2 separate regions of the Homo sapiens genome follow, and region 1 is linked to region 2. The links are chromatin loops, found by intact Hi-C in ENCODE. Cell type or tissue: IMR-90. All regions are shown on one strand. Links, peaks and the distances in the headings refer to the core of each region. The heading gives the core; the rest is flanking DNA.

Region 1 (12,295 bases), core at 2,419-10,418, 240 kb after region 2:
AATCTTCCAAAGAATGAACATGTTCTTTCCCTGAATTGAGATGCACCATTTATAATGGAATGGAGAGAGATGTATACATAAATCTAGGTAGGAACTATGAGTTGCACTTACATGTGGAATATTCTGAGTATGTTACTGAAACAGGAAAACTATTGATGTTTTTCATATATTAAAAATTGTTTCTATTCCAGAGTCATCCTTGAAAGGGAACGTCTTAAAAAGAGAAAGCCTCAACCAGGCACTAACCACCTCTCCCCACCCTATCCCTCCTACACCTCCCGCTTTTTTGTGCATATGCATGTTTTAGTTAAATCACTGACAAGGACTACCAGCCTTATGTTTCTACTAATGTTAGGAACAGCACATAGAATTTGTAATGTTAAGCATAACAGCTGATCATAGTATAGAGGAGTAGAAAAGGACAAAAAATGATGCCATTAACCATGCAAATGTGTGCCACATCTGTACTAAATTGTCATTTGCATGAATACAGCTAAGGCAAGCAGGATTACTGTCATTAGAGCAATGCTGTTTGCACTGCTATATTGTACTTAAGGTTGTGTGGGTGTTTCCATTTATAATGCCACCCTTCTCTTTAGGGGTTTGTAATTTGGTTGTAATAATCTGCTTTTGGATGAAACATTACTACAAGTTCACAGAGGGGGAGAAATTTTTAATTACAAAATTGGATTCAAATTGGTACAGCCATATTTTATCTGGAGAAAAGCATTTAAGAACACTAACAAAAAAAAAATGATGTTTCCTTCCAAAATACAATTCTTTAGAATAGAGTGTGTAAGGATGTGGTTTTTTAAGCCTAAGATAGAAAACTGTCTTTATTTTCACATTTTCTATTTGTTGATTTTGCATAGTCTTCCAACAGGAGACCAATACTATATAATTTGTCAATTTTACTTCTTGACAAACTTCTGAAAAATATTATTTTAAGTAGACATTTTATTAATGGTTTTATCATCCAAGCTTTTAATAAACTACATATTGTGTATTAATATAGGGTGTCTTTAGAATCTAACAAGACACGAGGTAGTGCATAGATATTTAAGAAAAACTTTAAGTTTTGCCTACTTATAAAAATAACAAATTACTTCAGCTTTCGGAAAGGTTGGCAAGCAGTTTAAGTGCTATCATAGGATTTTTTTTAAAAATCAAAGATGTAATTATGACTCACAATTATCAATTAGAATAACTGGTATATTGACTTTATATAGACATTAGTTGGCAAGAGATGTTGTCTGTGCATAGGTCTTGAACACTTCAATAACTTTATATTCTGAAAAGAAGGACTTAGGAATACATGTGTGTATATACATGTGTCTATCTATCTATCTATCTATCTATCTATCTATCCATCTATCTATCTATATCTATCTGTCTATGTTCTCTGTTGTATAGTAATGGCTAAAAGCAGAACTGAAGTTAATGCTCACTCATTGAATAGAATTATTGGTGATCAAATTAATTAAGATTGTTACTATAATACTCTAAGGAAAAGATAGTCATTTGTTAGTTTTAGTAATTCCCCATGGCTGTTGACAATTGTCATTTTGTAGATACACAAAGTATATGCACCATAAATCCATACACATTTATAGATGTTTCAGTCAGGCTCCTGTCAGAAAATAGATGACACCATCAGATAGAAAAATTGGAACAGAGTTTACTAAAGGGACTAATTATAATGGCATGAGTGGGACAGAGAAATGCTGCAAGAAACAGTGCAGCCTCTTGGGAGTAGTGACAGAAGGGCTTAAATAACATACCTCAGCTTGAAGGGCAAGAGGAAGAGGCAGTTATCAGAACATGGAGAGAGAGAGCTTGGGAGAACCTTACTTCTGAAAGGAGCCAGGACCTTTGGTCAAAAGAAACTATCCCAATGTAATCTCTGAGAGAAGGCACAGGGGGAGTAGACCTCTGCGCATTCATTTTCTCACTGTTGCAACCTTCTTGTAATGTTCTTTTTTGGCCATTGGAGGGACAAACAGAAGGCCACTGGCACAGTAAGTCACTAAAAGTTCTGAATTTAAATGGCTTTAAATCCTAAAAATCGCTATTTAATAGCAACTAATAGCTATTAAAGACAGCTTTTTTTGCAATATTAACTGAAGCCCTCAGTCCAGTGACAGCAGGTGAATATTTTGGCATATTTTAAAGTTATTTTTGCTAATATTCATGTTCATGCAATCTACTATGTTTTAAAATTTCAATTAATTCATCAATTCTCAAATAACTTATGTAGAGCCTATTATGTAGCAAACAGACAGTCTTGCACGATAAAGTTGGATATGACATGGTCTATGCCATAGAGGGGAGCAAAATGTGATGGGGCAATAGCACCTACAAACAAATAATTATAATTTCAGCATAGGTGTTGTTGTTAGTGGTACAAATTGACTGCTATCAAGAGATGAGCAGTAAGGGATCTATTCATAACAGAGACGAAGAAAGACTTATAGTGTACATCTTAATTGATCTGGGCCTTAAAAGGTAGCTAGATTTCAACAGGCAAAGGGTAGGCTTTCCTGCCTGAGGGAATCCATAGTATGAGTCTGAAAGGACACAGTAGTTCAAGGAACGTTTCACATGGGAACAGTGTTCATTAAAAACAACAAGAACAACAATAAAACAAGTTGATATCTTCTAGGAGGAAACTTTAAATGTTATTACATGAAATTTGTTTTGTACTGAATATGAAAGAGCAAGTTTCAGCATAAGGAAGTAACACAATCACAGCAGCCCACTAGAAAGATTGTTCTGGCTTTTGCAATTAGTTTGCACTACTTTGGAGAGGTACTGTGTGTAGGACAATCGCAAAGGAAAGAATATCAGTAAACTGATATTCACTAAGATGACAAGGTTTGAAATAGAATGGAGACAGTGGAATGCAAAAAGGAGAGGCTAATACAAGAGAGATTTCACGATGTGTTCTCTGACGTCTAAGAATTTCAATACTATATTTAAATGTGAAATAGCTGTCTCAGATCAACTTAAAAGAAAAAAAAGAAATATTTAGATTATCAGATGTATCACTGCCTAGTATCATGTTCTCCTGAATATAAGTTTCTTTTCAATATGCTTTTACAAAGCCAAGGGAGGCCGATCGCTTTCTCCTCTGCCTCCCTGTGGCTCCAACAAGTATCATTATCTCTAATCCCAGCCTTACTCATCCTGCTGAGCAACCAATAGCTATTAAAGATAGCTTTTTGCAGTATTAACTGAAGCCCTCAGTCCAGTGGCGGCATGTGGATATTTTGGCATATTTTAAGCTACATTTTTTGAATGGCTTATTAGAATTTATCGAAGTCATTTTGCGACTGAAAAACTCACTCATCTTACCTGACTTGGAACACACTGCTAGGAAGTTGTATGCTCTTCTTATTTGGTAATTTATACTGATGAATAAAATTTGCTTACTACATTTGCATGTAAATTGGTTTTGTGGAATTATAATTTATTAATGTCATAATCATCATAACAAAAGCATTAATAGCACCAATAATATTTAAAATATATCAGTCAAGTAAAACACCAAGACATTACTAAAAATAATAAAATACATGATCCCTTTTTAAAGTTCAAATAAACATGAATTTCTTAGTGAAACTCTTAAGGCTACAATTCTTTTCCCTTTCAGGTTTTTTTCCTATCATGTATGGATGCTACTTGTTATGATATGAAAACAGTATTCCTGGATTGGGAAGTTAGGACTGGGAGTTTTGTCCCAACTTTGAAAGAGTTGGAAATGTCCCTATGAGCAAGTAACTCTGAGCGTCTCTGGTTCTTTATGGCCAACTATGTTAAATTAAAGAGTTGGACTTGATATTTAATCTCCTTTGCAGATAGTTAGCATGATGTCTTATTTCAATTTCAAATATCCATACATTGATAGTGTGAGAGATTTGCTAAAATAAAATGTTAATAATGTATGTTATAAGTTTATAAGGTGGATTTTGGAAATCACTATGTTTCATAATGACAATATGTGGAGTTCAAGGTTTTGTCTTCATGACACCAGTGAAGCAAAAGACTATACACACACACATATATATATATATATATGCACACAAACTCACGTGCTCACACACACATATACAAATCAGTCAGTAAGCATATTTCCAAACATCTGGATTTTTTACATCATGGAAACCAAAACTTCCAGATGTTTTCACTAAGGCTTAGTGTTAGGCATATTTTTAATACAACTGTTAAGAATCTTAATATAATTAACCCCAAAGAAAAGTACATGTATCGTTTCTGTGTGTGTGTCTGTGCGAGCGCGTGTGTGTGTGCATCTGAGAGAAACAGAGAGAGAGAGGAGGTAAGGAAGGAAGGAAAATTAACCACTTTCCTACTCCATAAAAGATTGCACAGTATACCTGCAACAACTTGCTGAAAAAATAAGATAAATCTTCATTTCTCCATGTTATTGTCAGCTTGACTTTGGTTCCAGACTAAAATGAATGATTTATCATTTCTCAACTTTACACCAACAAAGGATATTTATTTCAAACTTATTTCTGTCTATAATTTCGTGCATGTGTTTTCACAGTGTCTTGTGACTTTCCCTGCATTTTATTGTATTTGAATTCTTATTGTTGAATATATATAAGCACGTGCTGTCCTTGTATTCCTCACCATGTCTGTCTTAGAAACAGGTTGGGGAGAAGCCTTTCAGTGAGCTGCAGAACTGCCGGGGTCACCAAAGAATTCTGCTTTCCTTACTTGTCAGTTTAAGTTACTGTAAAGAGATCAGCTCTTAAAAATGCATGACTTCATGGGGCAAAATGTGTCAAAAAAGGTTTAAAATAATACAATCCTAAGAACCACAGGGGGTGGGAGGTAACAGTAAAAAGAATTACTGGTATTTTCTTCTCCTATATCCTGTATTATAGCCAGTGCGACACATGTGAGATACAGTCATTTTCTCCAAATAAGTTTTGCCAAAATTACTGCATTTACTACTGTTACACTTATTAATTATCTCGATAGGTGTGGCTGGAGTGCCTATCTCTAAATGCCCCTGTGCTTTGCCATGGAGAATTCTTGCTCTCATCTTACGGTGAGGAAGATGCTGCTGAGTATCACTTCAGGAGGCTATGGTATAAAACTTTAGGAATAACCACAACAGAAATCAAATTCTTGGGGGAATAATATGCAAGTTTTAAAACAATCCTACTTTTTTTTTTCTTTAATTAAAAAGAAGCACACATGGAATATTGCATAAAGTATTTCCTAATTATGCTGTTACTTTTTCAGAGTTGTGTCAGAACACACTTTACTGGGATGCTCTGGATTACATGTAATTTTAAGGCAAATCATTATGAGGTAGGAAATATTTTTAGTTTTCTAATATATGATTGAGATACTGGGTATATTACATACCTAATCATGAGGAAAATAGCCTTGATTTGTATGCCAAGGAGTCCACTAGTTGAAGGATTAACTTTTTTTCTTCAAACATGCTAATTTAGTTTTGTACCTTCAAAGTCACATTCCACATCCTATACTGTATTCACTGATGATACCAAATTCGGCAAAAATATGTGTGTCAGTTTATGTAGACAAAGCTATCTTTCTTTATGCAAATTAAGTAAGTTGGTGTACAGTGGCACAATCTATGGCCTCAAAGGGTCTTTGGTATATCAGTGTGGGTTTTGTTCACAAACTGGTGCACTGCAAATTTGCAGGTGCAAATTTTGAAACCTCTTTCAAAAACATGGCACATCATTTCATTCCTAAAAAATGATTGGTATGCTAACCTAAGAATTTCATAGTGCAAATTATATTTCATTCTGAAAATTCATGAAGACCTAAATTTAAATAGATTGTCATCATTTTCTCAATCTAAAAGCACTGAAGAAACTAAATATATTTGAAGGTATTTTTCTGTGTAAATTCTGGCCCATCATATCTGCTGAGGCTAAGTAAACAGTTGGCAAGGAACTCCCTCTTGTGGTCAAACATTCTTAATTAGAAAAAGAGATTTTGTACTCAACTGATGTTCTGGATTATTAAAACATGGGTCACTTGTAACCATTAAGATTAACAGTACTGATATAAGTGCTTTTACTGAAGCAATTCATTGCAAATTAGGGCTGAATTCTGGAACATATGCTCTTAATTTTTCCTAAAACAGGGCTTTGCACTGCTGTTCAGGATAAAACCACTTTGATTACAATTTCTAAGATTTCTTATTTCTTTAAAAATATCATGGCACTCATTAACAATTATACACACACCAAAAAAACAGACACATCGAGTGTAAGACATTTATGAATTGAGTATTGTAAGAAGTGCAAATTCTCTTTATTTTGATCTCAGCACTTTATTTCTAATAGTCTCTAAAACTGTAGGACCGTTCAATATTTTTATAAGCAGTGAGAGAAAGAGTTCCCATATGCTGTTAACCAGTGCTCTCCCAGACTACATGTGGCAACAGATTCTACTGTCAGAGGTAATGCATGCCTGACACCCAATCAAAAATGTCCTAAATACTTATTATGAATGAGACAAATTACTAGACACATAATGAAACTGACAAATTATCATTTTTTTTTCTGATCATTTGACTTAAGCAGCACTTCCAACTACTTCCCAAGATTGGTAATAGACAGAAACTGTCTGCCATAGTACTGAATATGCAATTCATTTTCATGATAGCAAATTAAAACCTGATGCCAAGAATCCCAGGATTTGTCCTGACAGCACATCAAAGCTTGTGAAAAAGGCTGTGCTCTTAGATCAGGTCACTGCTGCCAGTTCAAATACTAACTGTACAATCTGAAAACTTCTTTTCTGGATGACTTTCAATATGAGCAAAGGAAAGATCTAAAGTTAGAGTCATTATTTAAGAAAAAAAAAGAGAGAGAGAGAGGTGCTGATTGTATAGGTTCTACAGTTTGTGCAAGCAATATCTACATGTGAGAGAGCTATTTCTGTATGTGTGCTGGTTCCAACATACCTTTGCCTGTCTAAAGTTAAACACTCAATTAATCATCACCCAAATGATGCACTTATGCTTCCTTTACATAAACTAGGTAAGAATACACATAGAAGGACAAAATTGTTTGTCTTTAAGTTTTTGTTCACATTTCCTAGCTGCTCTTATCATTAAGTTTTATTGACTCTTGGTGTATTCTGTCTTAATTGTTTTTCTTATCTTTTAAACATACAAAACTCAGTATGTTCACTATAGAAAAATCAGAAGTATACACATTTTTATATTGGAAATGTAATAAGCATTTGTGTTTCCCAATATATGAGTAAATTTGTAATCATTTTAGTAGCATTATTTCACAGACATTGACTCTTTTTCATGTTTGTTTTTTTTAGCAATCTCACTTTTAATAGCAAGCATACTCTTTATTACATGAGTGAATTGTTATGTATTTACTCAATCCATCATAGGTGGAAATGTTTAAAATCTTTTTAACTTTTCCAGTATTAATAGAAAGGGATATTTACTTAGTTATATCTTTATATGCATAGTTATTTAATAATTTAAACTAGTTTCAAATTAGTGAGTTATGCCAGATGAAAGGTGACAATATTTTGATTAATGTATTTTTACTTTTATTTAAAAATCATATATATTTTAGTATGTTTTAAATATATTTCATGGATTCATTTTCAATTAAATCAAATATGGAATGCATAAATATTATTAAAATAATATTTATGTAATATTTTTCCCCAAATAAAAATAGCTTTCTATCACCAGAAAATAATTAATTAAACTCTGAGCACAAACTCAGGTTCTTTGCAAAGGAAATAATGTTAATAATCAATAAATATATAATCCAGGCTATGAGCACCATTTATATTCCTTTACTCTATAATTTTACTCCACTCCATCATATTAATATTAAGACCCTATAATACTTTGGAAATTAAAAGAATGTCTTCAAAATACTGAGTTCCTTGCACACTTAGAAGAAATTTCGAGTAAATTAGCTTCTCTTAAAAGTAATTATTGGTTTGTAATATATTTTCCTGCAATATATTTTCCAGAATAATAATTTATGTCATGAGGGAAAAAAGAGTAGGGTAGTATCTATGTACAAAATTTATCTTTTTTAGCTCTCTTTATATGTATCTTTCTATTCCACGTTTAATCTAAGATTCCATTGATTGTAAAGTGTACAATTCATTTTGGTGCCATTAAGAAAAAAAAACCTCTACCAATTATAATTATATCATGGACTATAAGACAAGATTCTCTCTTAGAGAGGTTAAAAGTTTAGAATCAATGTCTTAGAATTAATGCACCATATAGTTAGAGGCATACAATATATAAAGAAATGTAAATAATTATCTAAAATTATAATTATATTTACCAATAAGAATATATAACTACAGGGATATACCGTAGAACTCTGGCCATGGTATTTACGATGGTACCATGTACATTTAAGACTGTATTTATGATTCTTTAAAAAAATTAATTTAATTAAACATTTTAATTTAACATGACAACATTTAACACCTTAACATATTTTTTTTCTGGAGTATACATTATGAATGTATGTTTTAGCCATCTGTAGGTAATAAACTATTATATAAAAAGTATATATAGGTAAAAAAATAACACATTTCTCTAGAGTAAATGCATTGTCTCTGCAAATATTTTGAAATGCTGGGTAAGGTTTTGTTCAAATACTGAATGAATATAGACAGTTTTCACATACCATTAATAAACTTAGAGTCATAAAAAAGTAGAAAATACATTTATATCTCTTTACTTTTATATGCATATAAGTATATCTGATGCTAAGTAATCTGGTTTTAGAGAATTACAAAATAGCTCTTGATAAAACAGTGACTCAACTAATTTTACGCAATATAAATTTTAAGGTAAATAAAATTTGCTAAGTCTAAGATGGCTGGCCTACATTGTCTCTTCTGTGCCTATGTCAGACACTGCTACCATGTTTCTTTAACTCTAAGATGTCATCAATCATGAGACACACCATTATTTTATGTTCAATTTAAAAACAGAAAAATACGGTTGCCAACTAGACTTTAACATGCCATTGAGTGCAAGACACACCCCAATTTCAGAGAGGGAAAATGATCTACTCTAGAATATATGGAACATTATAGTCAACCATGACACCTTTTTCTAGTAAGTTTGAATACAGTCTCAGAGAATTTTGCAATGCAACATTCTCTATAGACAGACCAATTGAGAGGTGAGAAATTGTGACATGGGAATCACTAAATGTTGAGAACTCCCTGTGACAGCAAAGGGAAATTTGAAATAGTCTAGTAAGGAAAGAGGTAGAGGTCCAGAATATTCAGTGCCTCTCTGATACTGTAGTTTTAATAAGTTCATTTACTGAAGGAATTTCCCCAAAACACATCTTTCTACTTTCATTTACCTATTGACAAGTGACTGGAATTGATACAGGAAGAAGGAAAGAAAAACCAGGAAGAGAGAGAAAGAAAAAAAGATTGCATTAACCAAGTCTTATGTTTTAGGGCTGATTCATAGGTATTTCATGTGTATTTTTTAATGTGACATTGCTCCATCTTTACAGATAGAAGGCCTGAGGCTTTGGTAAGTGAATAATCTCTCTAAATTAACACAGCCTTCAGGAGCAGTTGTTGGAATTAATATTGAAATCTGTCTGATTCCAAATCTTATGTCTTCTTCACTACCTTAAAACACCACTCTGAAATTTATTTGCAGAAAATTTTGTTTCACAAATCTATTCAGCAAATGAAGACATACCTGTACACAATCAAAACCAGAATTTCCTGATGTGGTCTAGATATTAGATTTATAATTTATTTTTTCTGGTATATTATGGTTATTTGCCTACTGTTTGACAACCTCCAGAAATACTTGCTACTAACATCTGATTACCACTCTAACTCCCAGTAATATTCTCACTTACTCTTCTTTACCTTTGGCTGTAGACTTCTGTATCTTGTCATTCATTTCAAGATGCTGGGGCTAGAGTTTCTCAAGTTCTTCTGTTATCTCCTTTGGTCTCATTCAACAATCACAAAAACTTAGAAAGATGGAACTGCTCCTGAATTGCTGGACTAGCCTATAATATAATTTTCAGTAAGACTATGTATTTTATTTGTTGTGTAATCATATCTTTTTAAAACAGAATATGACTTAGCCTAATTAATAAAATGTTTCATTTTAAAATTACTGAAATTCCTCAAACAAGGTCACTGCATGTCAAAGGAGAGATGATTTATGGTAAGAAAGTGAAATAAGATCAGTTAGCCACAATATTTTTGGAGGAAATTGACTGTACCTTTTAGCAAACTAACTTACTTGTTCATTCTAAGGAGACGTTTTGTTCTTTGTGGAACATGCTACTTCACTTTAAGGCATTCTCTGCGAAGAAGTTGTTCCCTCTGGTACCTGAAACTACTGCATAAACCTATAATGATTTTTTTTTTGTGGTCACCATAACTCTCTTGAGTGTATTACTCCAGTTTAAAGTGGCCCCTCAATTGTAAATGGTCAAATTGTTACATGGAACATTTATACATGGTACTTCTTGAAGCAAGAGTGAAATTGAGTGTTTTTGTGCCACACCAGGGACCCAACGTGTTCCAATAGATAAGCCACTGGCCTCAGGATGTAAAATCCTTCATACTTTCATTTTGCTCATATGTTTTGCCATCTATTTTGAGCCATAATAAGATTTTAAAATCTTGTTCATTTGAATTCAAAGACATTAAAAACACCAAAAGAAATAATTTTAGAAATTAGATATTTTACTTCAACTGAAATCAAGCAAGTACTTAAGCCACTTCTTTGGTGAAAAAAATTACTAAAAATATTGTATGTTTTTCAAGGAGAAGGGTGTCATGAGAACAAAAAAATAAAACTTTGTTTATTACAGTGGTGTTACTCTACTTCTAGGCTGTCTATGAATGGTTAAATGGTGGTCTCTAAGTTCTTGGCAAGATTTTAAAAACATTTCATGGAAAGTCAATATAAGATTACAAGTAAAATGTTCACATCCTTGCTTCTGACTGAAATTATATGACCTAACTATTTTGACACTATTTTTAAAGCCTTCAAAAATGTTACTGGTGATTATTTAATGTTTAATTTTAAAATAGAAAAATAGTTACAGCTATTGGTAGGGATTCTAAATTCATCAAGGAAAATAAAAGAGATAATTTACGCTAAAAATGTTTGAGCTTAGAAGATTTGTAATTCATCTTCTTTAATGTTAAGCTTCTAAACAAAGAAGACACTTTTAAGAATACAAAATTCCTTTGCAAAACATTGAGTATCAATAATTTCATGATTTAAAGAACTACTTATATAATTGTCATTTTAATGTATAAATATTAAAATTTTCCCAGTCACAAAATACAAAACATACGTTCTTCCTTGTTATCCTGCTTTCTTTAATGAATATAGTTTCTTCCCCTTGAACATTTTATAGTGAATGGGTATAATATTAACTGGCAATTGATTCAAGTGACCCTCATGTACTACTAGATGTGAAATGATGGAACAAGTTTCTCCGTTACTGTTACCATTTGGGATAAAGAAATGGAGAGACAGCTTCCATGAAAACATGAAAATGCCAGGAGCAATTCTTAAGTCATTCTCATCTAGCACCCTAATAAGAAAGTGGTTCTTCCCATCTAAGAGAGTAAATTCTGATTCTCTCCATTGCTACAGCCTGAGAGTATGCAGTGTAACCGAGAGAGGACACAGTGGCCAAGATCTGTGAGCCAAACCAAACCAATCCTGTATTAATAAAAAATAAATTATGATTTTTTTAGATGGGAGAACTACCAGTCACCAGGTAACATAAAAACCCTAGTTAAAGATCTCTTTCAGCAATTGTCATTTATATATTCCTGGGCTGGATGCAACTCACCAGAGTTTTATTTTTAAAAATGATTCCTAGTTAGAAGGTAAAAAATGTAACCAACATTCCATTCAAAAAGTTGGTTTACTTTTATTTTGTTTTTCTACTTTACTGATGAGATATAAGAGAGCCAGAGAAAGATCACTTGAATATAAATTTAAAGATAAGAATTTTACATATTGTTTAGACCACAGAATTCAGAGACAGATTATGTAGGTTCAAGTCTCTCATTCACCAATGGCCAGTGATGTAACTTTAGATAAATTACTTAAGTCAGTTGAATCAATATTCATATATGTAAATTGAGGATAATACTACAAGTGAATGTAATACATGTTAACAATAGTGCAAATATTTTGTTAGTAAAATGATGTAGCTTTGAGCCTCAATTTTTTCATAAATAAATAGGAATTGGA
Region 2 (12,295 bases), core at 2,740-10,739:
AATATTTATCTTTAGCAATATTTATGGGTGTATTAGTTTTGTAGAGCTGGTGTAACAAAGCTCTATGAAAACGCTACAAAGCTCACCAAAAACTGGATGGCTTAAACAGCAGAAATTAACGTTCTCATAGTTCTAGAGGCTAGACATGCACCATCAAAGTGTCAGCAAGGTTGGTTTCTGCTGAGGGATGTGAGGGATAATCTGTTTATGCCCATTTCCTAATTTCTGGTAGTTTTCTGGAAATTTTGGCATTTTTTGGATTATAGATGCATTTTCTGGTATCTTCCTTCATGCTCACATAGGATTCTCCCTGTGTGTGTGTCTATGTCTGTGTCTAAATTTCCCCTTTTTATAAAGACTCAGTCGTATTGATTAGGGACCACCCAAATGATTTCATCTGCTAGGATACCATATCCAATTAAGGTCACATTTACTGAGAGAAAGCACTTCAACAACTTTTTGGGCAACATAATTTAAACCATAACAATGGTTTGTTAAATGACGTATATATGATACTATATATATATAAATCATTATTATCATTGATTATGTATATAATCAAATACTATTTTATTATTTACAAAATACATGGTGATCATAAGAGAATATTTTACAAATTACAAATGGGAAAAGTACATGGCATTACTAAAACGTCAGTGCCAATGCCTCAGCAGAGAAAAATTAGTGCATTAATTAGTTACCCTCTGATGGATAGTTTTTAGATAATAGAGACAGGTATTGGTAAGCGAAATGGAATTTTAATTTCATGAGGATGCTAGAAAATTGCAAGTTGGAAGATCAATTTTATTTACTCCATCATTAACATGTGCTAAGTGAATATCTAAAGCAAGCTTGTCCAACCTGCGGCCTGTGGGCTGCATGCGGCCCAGCATGGCTTTGAATGTGACCCAACACAAATTTGTAAACTTTCTTAAAAGATTATGAGGGTTTATTTGCGATTATTTTTCTTTTTGCTCATCGGCTGTTGTTAGTGTATTTTATGTGTGACCCAAGACAATTCTTCTTCCAATGTGACCCAGGGAAGCCAAAAGATTGGACACCCCTGACCTAAAGTGTAATCCATACTCTGATAGATGGTTTTCAGTAACACAAATTCAACATAAAACTGAACATACATTTTCATGAGCAACTACTAGGTTCCAGGTACATGACTGCTATAGAGCATTAGAGTTCTAATACTAAGTAAAGCAGAGTGATTTTTAAAATCTAAATACAGTTTAGCCAGGAAGAGTGAAGTATAAACCAATCATTGAAATTTAGAGGGCACTGTAAAGAAAACCCATATACATGGAAGAAAGAAAAGGCAGGGTCAACTTCTTAGTTGTGAGGAAGGATCTTGAAGAAAAGATTACTCTGTTTTTGCATTGCCATAAAGAAATACTTGAGGCTGGGCAATTTATAAGAAAAAAGGGTTAATTGGCTCACAGTTCTTCAGGCTGTACAGGAAGCATAGTGGCATCTGCTTCTGGGGAGACCACAGGAAGCTTCTAGTCATGGCAGAAGGCAAAGGGGGAACAGGCACATGCTGAAAGCAGGAGCAAGCGAGAGCCAGCAGCGAAGTGCTGCACACTTTTACACAACCAGATCTCCCGTAACTCACTCACTATCATGAGAACAGCAGCAAGGGGATGGTGCTAAACCATTCATGAGACTCCAACCCATGACCCAGTCACCTCTCACCAGGCCCAACCTCCAACATTGAGGATTACAGTTAGACAATTCAATATGAGATTGGGGCAGGGACACACATCCAAACTATATCAGATAATGATAATATGACTTAAAAAAAAAAGATCTGTATAGTCTCACCTAACAGTAGCCTGCCTGGGGCAGGAAGACAAATGGAGTTCATGTCTCTAAATATTTACAATTATAAATTAAGGTAACAAAATTGCTACCCAGAACATATTCAAATGTCCTACCCTGTCAACTATAGCTTTTGAGCAACAAAATATGAAAATAAGTCATGAATCAATGTTTATATGACTGGAGAAAGAAAAATATTAAACATGATGGAATTTGATTATTTCCCATATTTAGATCTTCTGTTTATGAGTAAGGACATTTAAACTAGTAATAAAGGAAACATACATAGTTTATAAATATATGTAAACATTTTATAAAATTTATTTTTCCTACCTTCATTTCAATACAATTCAATAATTTTACTCGTATTTTCAGATTTACACAGATTATGAAAAAATTTTAACCTGAGATTTTTAGTTTTTTAGTTCTAAAGTATATTTTTAATTAAATTTAGCTGTTTTCATAACATTTAATCCACATTACCATCATATGTGCCAAAAAGTAAGGCCAAATTTGATATGTGATTTGCTTTTCAAGAAATAAATTTAATCATCTGGATAACTGAACAAGAGAATGCTAAATATACACTTAAGAAGATAGATAATATTGCAGTTCTTTATTTTTCTGCTTATTACCTGACTTCAAAATGATGATTTCCATAAAATTTCTTGGTAATTCTAAAAGATAGTAGAAACAAATCAAAATGAGAAACAAATGAATAAATAAAATGCAATATTTTATTTGACTTCTGAAAATATATGCAGTCTTAAAGCTATAAACCTTATAACACCAGACCTCCAAAACATCTGGATATGAGGTATTAAATAACATATGGATATCTGATTTTTTTTTCAGATTTCTCCTAGTTTTCGTATAGTGCACATGCAAATTGCAAAGAATCAACAAAGTCTTCCTGATCTCTATATATTTTTTCTTAATAGTTTTCAAGGAAAATGCAGCCAGGCTTGGTGGTCTGGTCATTTGAAATCTCTAAAGGAGCTTAAATATAAGTAAACATCAATGCGAAATCATAAAAACAAAACTGATTGTTATTTCCAACTGCAGTGATTCAATGTTGATGCCCACCCAAGGCAATCCCTTGGTTCCGTCTTCTGACACTGTATTAGAATGTCAACTTGTGGATTCACCTTAGCTGTTAATAAGAAATTTTGTCTTTATCATGAAGATTGGATCTTGGGTCCTTGTGTCAACATTAAAATAGTAATAAAGTGATGAAATACAAAATACCTAGGAATATTATAGGATCTGAATCTTCTAACTGGGTACATAGATACTTGAGCACATTAAATGAATTAGTGTTAATCACAAGTGTATCATGTAACTCAAGTAGATTGTGTGGCCCTGAAATTCCTGAGGGTTGCCTGTTGTTTCACATGCTGCCAGAACTTGAATGCCGCCACCACCCTCCCCTCACCCCACTCCCTGGGGGACTAAGCAGAGATTATTAGACTCTAACTTCCAGAAAAAGGGCTAAGTCTTAAACATATCTAAGATTATTACTATAGAAATGTTATTGCTTAATTTTAATGAGTATGTTGACCATTTAAGTTGACAGTCCTTGTCACAATTTATCAAAGACAAATTAGCATAGTTAGAGTCACCAAAAGGAAACTATTAAAACCTAAGTGTTTTCACTTCTTCTGATCTGGCACTTTTCCTATAGAACTATATATCACTTTAGTGCTTCTTAATTAAAAGTGATGTCTTCCTCCAACTTAGATCTGTACTGCAAACATTCCCTGTCCCATGTTGCTTTTGATTTACAAAGTACAATATAAAACTGGATTATATTATCTTCAAATAAAATCAACACCAGTGATGTTGCTTTGAGTGGTTTATAACAGTGATTTCACTAGATGCAGTGAAAATGCACAATACCTGGGAATTAGAAATTTGCTCTTTTCAAATATTGAAACACTTCCCTTTCTTCTAAATTAACATTATATTTTATTAACCTATAAAATCTCATACTATATGTGTACTTGACTTCTAATATGCTAAATTTAGGGTATCTCCTCTTACTAGGTATTTATTATCGATTAAATATCTAGAGCAGTTATTTAAAAATGCCTATTCCTTTTGTAAATTTAGAGGCTATAGATAGATCAAATTGTAATTATGTAACATTTAATTTTTAGATGAAAATTGTATTGAGATAATTTTATATTCACATGCAGTTGAAAGAAATAATAAAGAGATACTGTGTATACTTTACCTAGTTTCTGCTAAAGGTAAACTATAGTATAACATTAGCCTAGGATATTGACTTTGATATCAATTTTATCCAGCTTTTTCAGTTTTATTTTTACTCATTTGTGTGCATGTATATTTAGTTCTATATGCTTTTATCCATATATTGTTATTAATATTTAATTTTAACATGTAAATATTTTCTTAAATTTTAAGTATCTATTAACTGTTGTTTATGAATTATATGACATATAATCGATCCTTAAAAATATAAAATAACTACTAAAATAGGTTTCTTTTAGTATTCTAATCGATAAAAACATTAATTTTAGACTTGGCTAAATATTACTATCAAGTAGTTTGTAAAGGTTGACTAATAGTTCCCCAAATGAATAGTTTAAAAACACCATTGACATTCTTTTTTCCTTTTGAATTCACACCACAGTTTTTAACTAGAGGTTCAAAAGAGGTTAAGAAATATGAATCCATTTTCAGTATTTGGGGCATCAGCTCATTAAGAGTAATAGAGCAGGCTTCCAGTTTGAAAAAGGCACTGACTCAAATGTGTAATGATTTCACTTTCAAATTTCTTTTATCTCAGCTGCTTCTACTTCAACAAATACAAGTGCTTCAGATATAATAAGAAGACTAATGAGGATTGCAGATGATTACAACAATATTATAATACTTCCCAAGGCATAATGACATTTTTTTCCCAAATTAAGGAAAAAAGGTTTTTTCTTGTTAGAGTCTTTATTGCCTGAATATGACCTCAGTTAAAACCAGGAACCCAACTTTAGAACAAATCTATGAATAAGTATTTTTTTAGTAAGACTTCTTAGCTTATAATGGAAGTTTTATTAACTTTAGCAAGGACTATGTATGTGCTACAGGATTACATCCTTAAAATAAAATGTGCCAAAACGGGTCATTTGACATCACTGCCTCATTGCTGTTCAGAGTTGGCATTTTGCTGATCACCTCACCATGTACTCTTGGGTACTTTCTCTATAAAGTGGTTACAAGTCCAGCCTTCTGATGTTATAGTTGGATGCACTATATAAAAGGGCCATTTTCTACTAAGTACCTTACTTGCTTCAGAGCCAGAGTACAGCTCTTTCATCAGTCACAGTTTTGAAACAGCAGGGGTACAATGTATCAGTTTGTTCAAAGTAGACATTGTGCTGTTTACAGAGAAATTGTGACAAATCAGGAAAGAATTTATAACCAACGCTATACAACATAACTTAAACAACAAAAAATAAAGTGCATAATCTGACTCACAAAATGAGACATCTGCAAACCACTACAGCAAATTGTGTAATGAACAGCCTCTCCAGGGTCTTCATGTAATTCAAAGCTGTTTTTGGCTCCCTTTCATTCTGAGTTTGAAGACAGATTATTTTACAAGGTACATCAGCCTTTAGGGAACAGCAATTTCCTCCTTCCCTCAGCCTTGCCTCCCCACAACACAAATGTAACTTTTTAAACTGTTTATCTTTGATCAAAAATATATTACTTAGCGTACTAAGTAAACAGCCGAACATTTTGTCATAGAAATTATTGCTTCCTGTGGCTATTTTTAGTGGCTTTTTTTCCCCACATTTTCTGGGCAATTGGTAATAAGGCTGATAACCCTGCCATTTGTTGCTGTAATGATCTCAGAAAAACATTTTGAAATACGATCTGCTCTTTAGTGTAATGGATAAACTACTATGCTGCCAGGAATTATACCCAACTTCCTCACTCAATAGTCATGGGAACTTAAGCAACAACCACAACCCACACACATAATGCAGGAAACGATACGGAACACATATATTACATTTCTGTGGTGATGTGGTTACCAAGAATGGGCACTAGCGTTGCTGAAGCACCAGAAATATTAAATCAAGATGATGCAAAATATGGAAATGCTGATATACTATACTCAATTGTAAATTATCTTGCTTTTTGAAACAGTTTGCTAGCCACCTATTAAATGATGAATTTTCTCTAAAATAATACATTTAAATATAAAAAAGAAAGCATTTTAAATAGAATGCCATTCAATTTTGCTTTTTGCTGTTATACAAAATCATTTTCAGTCCTATATATATTCACAATACTTCTAATATTCTTGAATACAGCTTCATTATCTTTTTCTTAATTTGAATTTGAAAATATTATAAAACAATCAGCATGCTTCTATTATTTATAAATTCTTTTTAATATTCATATTAGAGAAGTTATATATTTGTACATATTGCCTGTTTTTTTCTGTTTCCAACATTTACTGTGGATGATTTATTATTTGTATATATATATTTTTTAACTATAATTTTGGAACTACACTGCATCTTTACGTCTAGAATAGACCTTAAAAGTTAGGGGTTATCAGCTCTACTTGTTTCTTCTGTGTCTGACATATAGCCAGAGCACATAAAACAAGTCTTTACCTGTTTTCTAATACTTACTGATTGCACTGTGGGTAGTTTGAATTTAGAGACAAATATTTACTTGATTTTTATCAAAAATATATCTATCATACTACTTCTTATGTTTAAATGATTGCTTTTATTTTGTTTCTTAATATAGAAGTACCAGTAATTCTATGAATGGTGAAAGAAAAATAACAGTTTTGTTGTTTCTCTTCTAATATCTGTCTTAATCACTAATCTGATAATTTAAAAATATATATGTATATATTTATATATACATATATATATAGAGAGAGAGAAACAGAGAGAGAGAGAGAAATTTCATGCTCCATACTATGTTTCCCAAATCCTATACCTCTTAAAAAGATTATGGAACCTGGAACCTGGAGAGAAAAAAAAATGAAACCAAACAATATCTCAGAAATGTAGAGACTCGGGATCTGTGAAGTCGCTTCTGATGTGGAGATGCTTTTTGAAGTTTTAAAATGACAGCGTTGAAACATCTCTCTGCCTTCCCTTTGCGCTCTCTTATATCTGCTTAAGTGTCTTTGTCAGAAGTATTCTTCTGGTAACTATGGCTCAATCCAAGAATTCTCTAGAGAATTCTTAAAAGTATTTGTTAACAAATAAGAAAGTTTATTACTGAGGGCAGACCTCATTTTAAAAATATGTTATTCTATTACTAAATGTGCAAAATTGGATATATATATATACACACATATATGCACACAACTGCTTAGCAATCATGTTACGTGTTCCTCAAAATTGCATTTATCTTTATGGTGTAAGACTATCTACAATAATTCTCAAGGTCTGTTTTCTGATGAAGAGAAGGTGGAGATGTAAAATGATACTATTTTTTCTTCCTAAAATTGTCATAGAAACATGTTAAGTCCTTAGCTTTCTGGTCCCCACTGAGGCCCAGAACACATGAGTAGATGATGTAGCAAAATCAAAGATCACTTGATTTTTAAAAGATAAGTTTCACATCTTATATTTTACAACCCAAAAGGAAACTAAGTTCGGAACAATAATAAAGCTAATATTTATGTGTTTAAATTAATAATCTTGTTTGATTTGAGCATATGTTGTATTTTAGGAAGCAATAGTTGAACTACAGAATTTCAATATTATAAAGAATTATAGAAATTATAATGTATGACAAAAGAAAAAATTCTATATTGCCTCTATTAGATTCAAATTAGTATGATAAGAAAAATATACAACCAAAGGTATAATTTTGTCATCACTTCAAATTGTCAAGCACAATTTAAGAAATGTAAAGATTACGTCTGTACAAAGAAAATCTGGCAATGCTTTTCCAATTTTCCTAACTACTAGGATGTAGGCAGAACATACTGATGAAAAACAATTACCTAATAAAATTCTGATATAAGATATAAGAAAATAATCCTGCTTAGCAGAAGTGCAATTTAATCATTCAATTTTATTACATTCTTTTTATTTTCAAATTAAAGTAGAATGCTTAAAAACAGAGAAGTAGCTTTGAAATATTGTGAATGATTAAAAAAATGAATAGTTTAAGTGAGATAAATTCCAAAGGAAAATCAGTGTAAATTCATGCAAACAGTACTTGAGAGACATTGTTCTGAAGGATAGCTTTTTGTACAGATCCATTTTAAAAATCTCAATTATTCAAGGAATGCATTGATTTTAACATCAATTTTTCTTCACAGGCTTTGTTATGAAAATAGGTATATATAATGAAGTGGGCTGCAAGGAAATTACATTTTGCAAATACTCTCCACTTATATCAAAGATAAGGGCCATTCAAGAGTCTCATATATTAGACTAGCTTTGTCCCAATGGAAACATAAAGGAAATTGTGACAAAATATACATTTTTCTTGGTCAGTTAAGACTGTACTCTAGTAACTAGCATTTTTTCCCAGAATAAAACTTTTTGCGCCCCTTTAACTCTTCCACAATGCACTTCCTATTTTTCTGTGTCAGTAGCTGCACATCAAGGTGCACACGAAGGCAAGTGGGATTTCCACGTGCTCTTGTCTGGCTCTATTCAATCAATCGCTATGAGATTCAGTTTTATTTTGAGGAATACCTGGAAGAACATACGTAAAAGACCCTAATAGTACCTGATCCAAAACTGGTTTTTAAAAGATAACTATTTTGTTTTACTTCTTGACATGTATTCAGAGATCTTGGTATGGTTTGATTCAGTCTGTTATCTTTGTGTATTCCTCCCTGTCAAATTCCTTAATCACACAAAACCTATGTTCTTGGAATGAACAGTTCGGTGTCTTTATAGGATTTTTGTCTTTCTTAAATCTGGCTCTCTCATGATGAATACTAATATCTACCATAGAGTACATACCTCTGTATGCCAAGTGCTTTGTATATGTGGATGTCATGATCCCTCTCTTCTATTATAATGAAATGAAGGCTCAGAATGTTTATTCCAAAAGCCTCAAACCACCCTGCTATAAAGTTTCAGAGTCAAAATTCAAACCTAATCTGTCAGATATCAAAGCAGGTTCTCCTCTGAATATGACACACTGACCCCTTTGACATATTTGTCCCGTTATCTCAAATTGTGTGACATGTAAAAAGTTGAACAATTCTAAAAAAAATTAAAATGCCCTCATATTGATGCCCACTGCTTTCTTGTATAGGCTGCTTAGAAGTGTTTCTTGAAATTCAAATGTATTTTCTTTTGCGTTGATGATCTTCCATTTTGTAGAAACTATTAAGGGTTAACTGAGTCATTCTAAAATAATAAGTTCCCCCATACCACAACACAAAACGAAACAAAAATGAACAACTCAGCTTCTTTAAATATTAACTTTGTTCTATAATGTTAAATATTATTTTTAATATAGGGGATTTTGTAAGGGTGTTAAAATGTAAGTAAAGAGATAACATTCTTATTTTTTGCATTGTATATAACTTTCAAAGCGACTGGGTGAATAAAATAATTTTAGAAGTGAAATTTGTATTAATCATAGAACTTCTAGGAATGGCTGGCAATGGGGAAAAAAATGATTTTCAGTCTAATTTCCCTAGGATACAACTTAACTTCCTTCAGGGATAGCTAAGCCAAGTGATCATGGATACAAACTGGCTGTGGTTGGGCAGGCAGCCACTTAACGTATCCCTTAGCTGATAATAAAGTGTATGGTCTGCAGCTGTTTTTAAAAAAGACAGAAAGAATAAAGAGGGAATGGAAGAAAGGAGTAACAAAAGCACCACTAGAAGATACTATGAGGGTGATAAAAACAGGGATACAATCTAATTTGCCTCAACATTGGATGTCAAAACATTTAAATAAAACAATTATACTTGTATAATACATCTTTATTATAAATAAATTCTTTAAAAGTTGTCCAAAATAGAGCAGATACTATTAAGAAAACTTTAATTATCTGCTGTAGTATATGCTGCTCAATAATATAAATCTGTCTATTTTCTTCACTGATGTGTGTAAAGTATCTGTATCAGGCCTGGATCTTAGTAGGTATTCAATAAATATTTTATGCTTGTCTTAATTATTTCATAATATTCTAATATTGTATTCTGATGTGAATAAAGAAATTCAGGAGAAACTTAAGTTTTACTTTTGAATATTTAAGCATTTTATGTGGAATTCTAATTTCATTTGAATAAATGTTTAATATTATGGATATTAAAGCTACTCTACCATATGGGATCTTGTGCCATTTTAGAGTGAGGACCCTGTAGTCAGACTGCCCACATTAGCATCCTGGCATTACCTTATAGTAACTTTGTGACCAAGAGAAAATGGCAGTTTACTTGGGACTTGGTTTCTTGTCTACACAAGATAGGTGTTATTCAGGTATCTATCTCATAAAGTTGAAAAACTACATATTCAAGAGGCGTTTAGGTTCTGGAATTGCATTCTATTTGATATATAAAATAGATACTCATTCACTGATGTATAAATGTGGTACCCATATATAGACAGTCCTACAAAAAACTTACTGAATTAAAGGATCTGAAGGATTTTTAAAGGGTTGGCCATCTTAAGAACATTCTCAATATCTTTGTTTTGGGGATTGAAATGTACATATTGGTACCTCTTTCAGGATATTCAGCTGATAAAAGTACACATTAAGCCATTGCCAGTTCAAACAATACTTCACATGCATTTGAAAGAATACCTAGACAAGAAGCAGAATTCGAAGAGAATAATAAAAGCTAAGGTTTATTGAGCACTTTCTAATGCTCTAAGCTGTCAAATGTCAGGTTAAGTTTTAATGTGATTTCAATGGGTCATAAAAAGGACATTGCTGGGGAAGAGAAAAGTCTCCAGAGAAGTAGGTCCAAGTATAAAACCACAGACAAGTTTTTTTTTTTTTTTTAATACTTTAAGTTCTAGGGTACATGTGCACAACGTGCAGGTTTGTTACATATGTATACATGTGCCATGTTGGTGTGCTGCACCCATTAACTTGTCATTTACATTAGGTATATCTCCTAATGCTATCCCTCCCCCCTCCCCCAACCCTATGACAGGCCCCGGTTTGTGATGTTCCCCACTCTGCGTCCAAGTGTTCTCATTGTTCACTTCCCACCGATGAGTGAGAACATGCGGTGTTTGGTTTTCTGTCCTTGCGATAGTTTGCTCAGAATGAGGTTTCCAGCTTCATCCATGTCCCTACAAGACAGGTATTAAAGCGATTATACCATATGAGATGTTGAGCTGGTTTAGAATGAAGAGCCTGGGAGTCAGACTGCCTGTAGTATTAATAGAATCTTGGCATCACCACATACTGATTTCATGAACTTGGAAAAAATTACTTTATGTTTGTGACTTAGTTTCCTCTCTGCACAATATGTTTTCATATGTGAGAATTAGGTATACTGTAAATTGATTAGAAGAGTTTGCTGATAGAACTTCAATAAATGTTAGCCACTAGTGCAGTCAAGAAGGCCCCATTCTCACAAAGGCCTGATGCTTAGGGTCACTATTTAGAAATTCTTAATAATTTTATCTTTTGTTTTTTGTAAGGGTAGTCAAATGGACAATGGAAAAAGTGCTGAGAGACTTGGAGTCCCTGAAGCCTCCCCACCTCCCCAGAACAGATTCTCAGACATCCAACCAGCATTCCAAAGCTGTCCTCCACCCACTGCAAGGCCTGGGCACAGAGATGAGGCAGGATGGTGTTGGCCACATGTACTCTGTGGCATCTAGGTGGGGCCTGGAGGCAGCCAACCCTATTCCCCAGGATGGCAAGTTCATTGGGCACCCTGATCCAGGAGCTGAGTGCATCTCAAATGTGGAGGTTGCAATCCTTCAGGGATCTCACCTGCTGCAGATTCTGCTAGCAGGCCCATGGGAAGGGGGTATTGACTTTCCCTCCCTTGCCAGCAACACAGTGTGTCAATCCAGCAACTAATGCCACTAACAGTATGGACCCCTGAGAGGCTGTAATCTGCACTCGCCCCCTAACTATCCCATTCCATGGGAGCATGACAAACAGCACAGAGAAGTTGAGAAAAAATAAATTCTGAAAGAAAAGAAGTTTCGTGCCTTAGTACCTTTAATGGTACTCTTTCCTGCTCTTTGAACTATACACCCTATGTTTTTACTTTTCAATGAGTTTTGAAAATTATGTAGTTGTTTATCTTAACTCCTAATTACTGAGTCTGATAAACAAGTTTGTTTATAGAATAGTTCTTGAGCATGTAACATATGCCAAGAACTGACAAAAAGGGAAACTGACAGGAAACCTGTGCTTATCTAGGCTTTGATAGGTGGTGGTGCACCTTGCTTTTGGCTTGCAAGGCATGTTAAAAACAGTAAAAACTGCTGATCACTTTGTAAATTACTTGACTGAT

What was found. Hi-C counts contacts between places; a loop is a spot of excess contacts. Peaks named below come from ENCODE experiments on the same cell type or tissue, not always from the same donor. Only the 100,000 strongest peaks of a DNase experiment are listed, where the experiment ranks them.
Region 1: a loop joins it to region 2, with 2.7 times the contacts of the local background. A loop is called at or near these places in 4 of 110 quality-filtered maps.

What each region holds. Positions count from the first base shown.
Region 1 is chr5:92,303,258-92,315,552 of GRCh38, reverse strand. No RefSeq gene overlaps it. Among named protein-coding and RNA genes, the nearest start is that of LINC02058, 630 kb to the left of the region's middle. In IMR-90, for the core only: a CTCF peak has its summit at 5,958 (motif pointing left); a DNase peak (open chromatin) is centred at 5,952.
Region 2 is chr5:92,545,816-92,558,110 of GRCh38, reverse strand. It overlaps LOC105379082 (a long non-coding RNA gene), which reads left to right. Exons shown (of 4, transcript NR_188298.1): 4 at 4,640-4,974. Among named protein-coding and RNA genes, the nearest start is that of LINC02058, 390 kb to the left of the region's middle. In IMR-90, for the core only: no CTCF peak of the experiment used is centred there; DNase peaks (open chromatin) are centred at 5,300, 5,790 and 9,570; H3K4me3 peaks cover 248 bases; H3K27ac peaks cover 1,110 bases.